Linked DNA regions of Mus musculus: region 2 is linked to region 1. A link is a loop called in an ENCODE intact Hi-C map of the cell type or tissue named here. Cell type or tissue: gastrocnemius. All regions are shown on one strand. Each heading gives the region's core, and the rest is flanking DNA. Links, peaks and the distances in the headings are about the cores only. Region 1 overlaps Ccdc92b (coiled-coil domain containing 92B). Region 2 overlaps Mettl16 (methyltransferase like 16).

Region 1 (2,813 bases), core at 110-2,609:
GCAAAGCATATTCAAACCATAACACATCTCAAAAAAAGAAAAAAAATGGGGGAGTGGGTCCTACTTGGGGTTCTGTCTCCAAATCTTAAGCCCTGTGGTTAATGGTTGAAAGAAAACCGCCCTAGAGAAGTTAGTGGCAAAGCCAAGGTCCCTTAGGCCATTTCATAGGCCTTGGAGGAAGGGCAAGTTGGTCCCCAAGAGTCCTAAGGGTAGAGGCATCAGAGGGCTCCCAGTGGCCCCAGGGAGAAGGTTCAGGCTCCGGCCATAGCTAAGGTACTCTCTTGTGTCCCAGCAACAAGTGGCCTCCCCAGAGAATACAGTTCTAGCAAACTCTGGTCCCTAAGAGCATTTTGAGGATAGAGGAAGGGTAGGCCAAGGGCACAAGCCTGACTGTAGGTATGCTGGGCACTACTCCCAGAGATGTGCCACTTTCTTCGGGCTCGAAACTTTATCCCTGGGGGGCTGGAGAAATGGCTCAGCAGTTAAGAGCACTGATTGCTCTTCCAGAGGTCCTGAGTTCAATTCCCAGCAACCACATGGTGACTCACAACCATCTGTAATGAAATCTGATACCCTCTTCTGGTGTGTCTGAAGACAGCTACAGTTTATTCATCACATAAAATAAATAATTCTTTAAAAAAAAAAAAAAAAAAAAAAACACCTTTATCCCTGAAGGTACATGCAAGTGCTCCTAGTAGGCCCTCTTGACTCCCGGCTCCCTGCTGTCCTTTTCCCTGCATACTATCCCCAGTCATGTCCAAACTGGAACCCAGAGCAGAAGTTCTAAGCATCTGTCTGTCACTGAGCTGTAAACCCCTGAACCCTTGTTGTTCTAAGCTCTGGGAGTTGGGGCTGAAAATTGCTATCACACAGTTGCTCTGAGAGATGAGGCATTGGGGGCACCAAAGAATAAGTATAAGGAAAATAAGTTCTTTTTGGGTGCCCAGGAAGAACTTGTTCCTATGCCAGAGACCTTGGTGATGGCATTCCTTAGCTTGGTGCCCCTGAGGAGCCCCTCCCCTGCAACACCAAACCAAAGGCTGGTATATTGTCCACCACTAGATGGCACTGTTCTCCTTGAGCCCTTCTTGCCTGGTGGTCAAATGGGGTTTGGGAAACTACAGAGATCTTCAGGCGGTAATACAAGTACAATCCTGGCCATGAAATTAGTGTCACATGAATAGCTCCTGCCTATTTCTGTTGCCTCCTAAGCATTTCTTGGCATTGTGGCATTCATCAGTCAACTAAGCTTGCATGAGCCACGACCCTGTGTTTACAAGAGTCCTCCACAACCATCTAAACTGGCGTCATATCATCCCTTAAAACAGGCAAATACTCCCTCATCCCCAAAACAAGACAGGCTCTTCTGTCCACAGAGGTGGTCTCTGTTCCCCATCCTAGGAACAAAACCTTTGCTGGAAAGATCCCTGGGCCTAGAAACCCAGGCCTAGGCTCTGCCTTTAGTAGGGCTCTTTCCCTGGCTGGGATGTAAGGTAGTTGTTGTAGGTAGTTGTAGGCGGTGGTGTAGTTGATGCCTATGGATCTGTTCTTCTTTAATGGAGTTCTGATTTTTTTATCTGACATGCACACCTACTTGTGCACACACAAACTCCTCTATTCTCTCTTCCCTAGAGCTGACCCACGACCTGGAGATGAGAGAGGTCCAGTCTCACCAACAAGGTAAGAAAAATAGCTCTGGGCTGTGGCGGGAGGCACAGAAGGTTGAGTTTCTGCAAGCACTCTTTTTTTTTTTTTAAGATTTATTTATTTATATGTAAGTACACTGTAGCTGTCTTCAGACACTCCAGAAGAAGGAGTCAGATCTCATTAGAATGGTTGTGAGCCACCATGTGGTTGCTGGGATTTGAACTCCAGACCTTCGGAGAGCAGTCGGGTGCTCTTACTCACTGAGCCATCTCACCAGCCCTCTCCAAGCACTCTTAAAATGTCTTATATATTAGTATGGAATGGGACACATGGAAGCCTGAGAGTTTCTGGGAGTCAGTCAGCTCTCTGCTTCTAACAGTTGGGTCCCAGGGATCAAACTCAGGTCTTCAGACTTGACAGCAAGCACCTTTACCTGCTGAGCCCTCTTGCTGGACCACATTTGACTACTCACTATGTTGTCAAGGATGGCCTTGAACTCTGCAACTTCCTGCCTTTGCCTCCAAGAGCAAAAAAGGAAGCTGCCCAACACTGACCTCTGGCTTCCACAGTGACACAACAAACATAAACATATACACACACTGCACACACATACAAACACATAAATGACATAATGAAATTTTAAAAGATTTTTAAGTCTCACTTGGGCCGGGCATGTGCTACACATCTTTAATCCCAGCACTCAGGAGGCAGAGGCAGACAGATCTGTAAATTGTAGGCCAGCCTGGTTTACGAAATAAATTCCAATATATCCGGGGCTACATAAAAGACCCTGTCTCAAAACAAAAATGAGGAGGTGCTGTAGCAGTACTGAGTGACAAGATTAGGTCCAGATTTAATGTAGGAAAGAAGAACGTCAGCTGGGAGACCTGGAGCTGGGTCGTCGGGCTACCTCCATGTTCTAGCAGTCTTCAGAGGACTCTGGTAGAATCGCTCAAGAGAGGCAGAGGGGTGCCTGAGGCTTCAAACAGTTTCTTCATCATACTATATCAAATTCAAGGCCAGCCTCAACTACCCAATGACACCCTGGGACCATCTGTTTTGTGTTGAGATACTGCCTCACTCTGGAGTCCCAAATGGCCTAGAAATTACTGTGTAGAGCAGGTTAGCTTCAAGTTCATGACCATTCTCCGGCCTCAGCCTCCCAA
Region 2 (2,813 bases), core at 262-2,761, 180 kb after region 1:
GGGCAGGAGGAGAATGCTCTTTCAGTCTGGAGAGGAAGACATGGAGTAGACCTGGTTAAGCAGAAACACTGACCTACTTCCCCATCTCCAGCCTGCCGTTTAGCGTGATGTGCAAGTTCCTATGGTAACTTGTGATTTCTCTTATCTTAGGCCTCTTAACTTGTTTCTGTTGGTGCTGAATGCTGAAAATTCTAATTCAAGCAATTCAAGTGCTAACACTAAGCCCACTGCTGTTGTCTGGACTCATTTTAGCAACAAAAAGACAGTGCTAATGTTGGTAGAATTTTTGTGTCAACATTTCTGACTGATGAGGACATGGGGAAGCAGTGTAAGGCTGTTCTCCATAGAATGGCTGACAAGTCCCTTTTAGAGCCCCTTTCCCCAGGTCTCTAATTCTGCAAGGTGGGGCATTAGCTCTATTTTGCCTTCAGGAAGTTTGATGTTGGTGAAGGATACGGTAGAGAGTGACACATAGTTGTAGTAAACTGTGTACTGTTGATATGAACATTGCCCAGGAAGCAATACTGGTTTATAAAGTATTCACAGGGCTGGGGGAGTCAAGTGCTCAGTGGTTGCAAGTGCTTATTGTTCTCTCAGAGGACCTGGGTTAGGTTCCCAGCACCCATGTAACAGCTCACAAACACCTGTACGTTTCATTGTAGGGAAACCCACACCTTTTAGTCGCCATGGGCACCAGCATGCATATAGAAAGAAGTACATGCATACATGCAAGGCATTTCCCTTAGCCTGGGCTACCCCATATAGCTTATTAACAAGGCTTTTATGATTAGATGGAATGATTTAAAATAAAAATTTGTGGGTTTTTTTTTTGTGTTTTCTGGCTATACTCTATAGATTTTGTTTTGTTTTAGGATTTATTTTTAACTATGTGTGTTGGGAGTTATGTGTACAAAAGGGAATGTGCCCACAAAGGCCAGAGGAATCAGATACCCAGGAGCAGGGGTTACAGGCAGTTGTGAGCCTTTTAAGGTAGGGAGTTGAACTCCTCAGAAAGAGTAGCATCTCCTCTTAACTCCTCAGCCATCTCTACAGCCCTGGTGGTTTTGGTTTTTAGGTTTGTTTTTGTTTTTTAATTGAGACATAGTCTCACTATGCAGCCTCGGATGGCCTGGCTTGCTATGTTAAACAGGCTGACCTTGCCTCCTGAGTGCTAGGATTAAAGGCATACACCAAGTTCGCTTTAGATTTTCTTTCTTAGAAAAATGTTTTTATTTATTGAGATTAGAGAGGTAGCTCAGCAGTTAACACCACGACTGTTTTTCCCAAGATTTGACTCCTAACATCCAAATGAGGCGGCTCACAACTGTCTTTATAATTCCATTTTCTAATGCTCTGACATCCTCTGGCCCCAAAGCACCTGCATACATGTGGTAACACATAAATTCACATAGACATACCCACACAAATCTTTAACATTATATATGTGTGTGTGTATACATATGTATATATATTGTTGGTGAGCACATGCATGTATATGTATATGGGGTCAGAGGAAAACTTGTTGGAGCCAGTCCTCTCTTCCAACTTGAGCTCCCCCCCCCCTTTACCCCATAGTCAGGCTTGTGGAGCGCTACCTGTACTTGCTGAATCAACTAGACAGGCCCCTTCATAGATTTTCTTTTTTAATGGATTATGGTTCTTGTGGTCTCACAGCTCACACCACTGAGAACACATCCTTTCTATGTCTCTTTTTTAGAAATATTATTTAATATATATAAATACAATGTAGCTGTCTTCAGATATACCAGAAGAGGGCATCAGATCCCTCTTCTGATACAGATGGTGAGCCACCATGTGGTTTCTGGGAATTGAACTCAGGACCTCTGGAAGAGCAGCTACTGCTCTTAACCACTGAACCATCTCTCCAACTCCTTCCCCCTCTTTTAAATAATTTATTTAATTTTATTTTATGTGCATTGGTGTAAGATTGTCAGATCTCTTGGAACTAGAGTTACAATCAGTTGCCATGTGGTTGCTGGGAATTGATCCTGGCTCCTCTGAAAGGGAACACAGTCCTCTTAGCTGCTGAGCCATCTTGCCCAGCCCCTTCATAGATTTTTCAAGACAGATATTTGAAGGATTCTAAGCACATGTCTCAGGGTTGACAGCTGGAATTTGGGGGTGAACATCAATTTGGGAGCTGGAGAGATGGATCAGCAGTTAAGAGCACTGACTAGAGGAGCTAGAGAAAGTAGCCAAGGAGCTAAAGGGATCTGCAACCCTATAGGTGGAACAACATTATGAACTAACCAGTACCCCGGAGCTCTTGACTCTAGCTGCATATGTATCAAAAGATGGCCTAATCGGCCATCACTGGAAAGAGAGGCCCATTGGACACGCAAACTTTATATGCCCCAGTACAGGGGAACGCCAGGGCCAAAAAGGGGGAGTGGGTGGGTAGGGGAGTGGGGGTGGGTGGGTATGGGGGACTTTTGGTATAGCATTGGAAATGTAAATGAGCTAAATACCTAATAAAAAATGGGAAAAAAAAAAAAAAAAGCACTGACTACTCTTCCAGAAGTCCTGAGTTCAATTCCCAGCAACCACATGATTGTGGGGCATTGGGCTAATACACAGACAGGCTGGTATCCATCCAGTCAAGCTGAGATGTTGAACTCCGGGACCCGGTGGTGATAATTCACCTACATGGGACAGAAGGAGTTCTCTCATGTCTCCTGGACCCTGGCTCCTGTCAAAGTTACCGCCCCCTCAGCCCCCACAAGAGAAGAGTGGTCATTAGTCATGTAGGCAATGCCCCAAGCTTCTGACCTTCAGGCTAGACTCCTCCCCAG

The links. A loop is a pair of places that touch in the nucleus more often than their neighbours do. Peaks named below come from ENCODE experiments on the same cell type or tissue, not always from the same donor. Only the 100,000 strongest peaks of a DNase experiment are listed, where the experiment ranks them.
Region 2: a loop joins it to region 1, with 4 times the contacts of the local background. A loop is called at or near these places in 9 of 42 quality-filtered maps.

Annotation. Positions count from the first base shown.
Region 1 is chr11:74,633,609-74,636,421 of GRCm38, forward strand. Ccdc92b (coiled-coil domain containing 92B) reads left to right here. Exons shown (of 4, transcript NM_001013784.1): 3 at 1,633-1,680. Among named protein-coding and RNA genes, the nearest start is that of Gm50590, 14 kb to the left of the region's middle. In gastrocnemius, for the core only: a CTCF peak has its summit at 1,052 (motif pointing right); a DNase peak (open chromatin) is centred at 1,055.
Region 2 is chr11:74,808,534-74,811,346 of GRCm38, forward strand. The region is part of intron 8 of Mettl16 (methyltransferase like 16); the gene reads left to right. Among named protein-coding and RNA genes, the nearest start is that of Mnt, 21 kb to the right of the region's middle. In gastrocnemius, for the core only: a CTCF peak has its summit at 1,764 (motif pointing right); no DNase peak of the experiment used is centred there.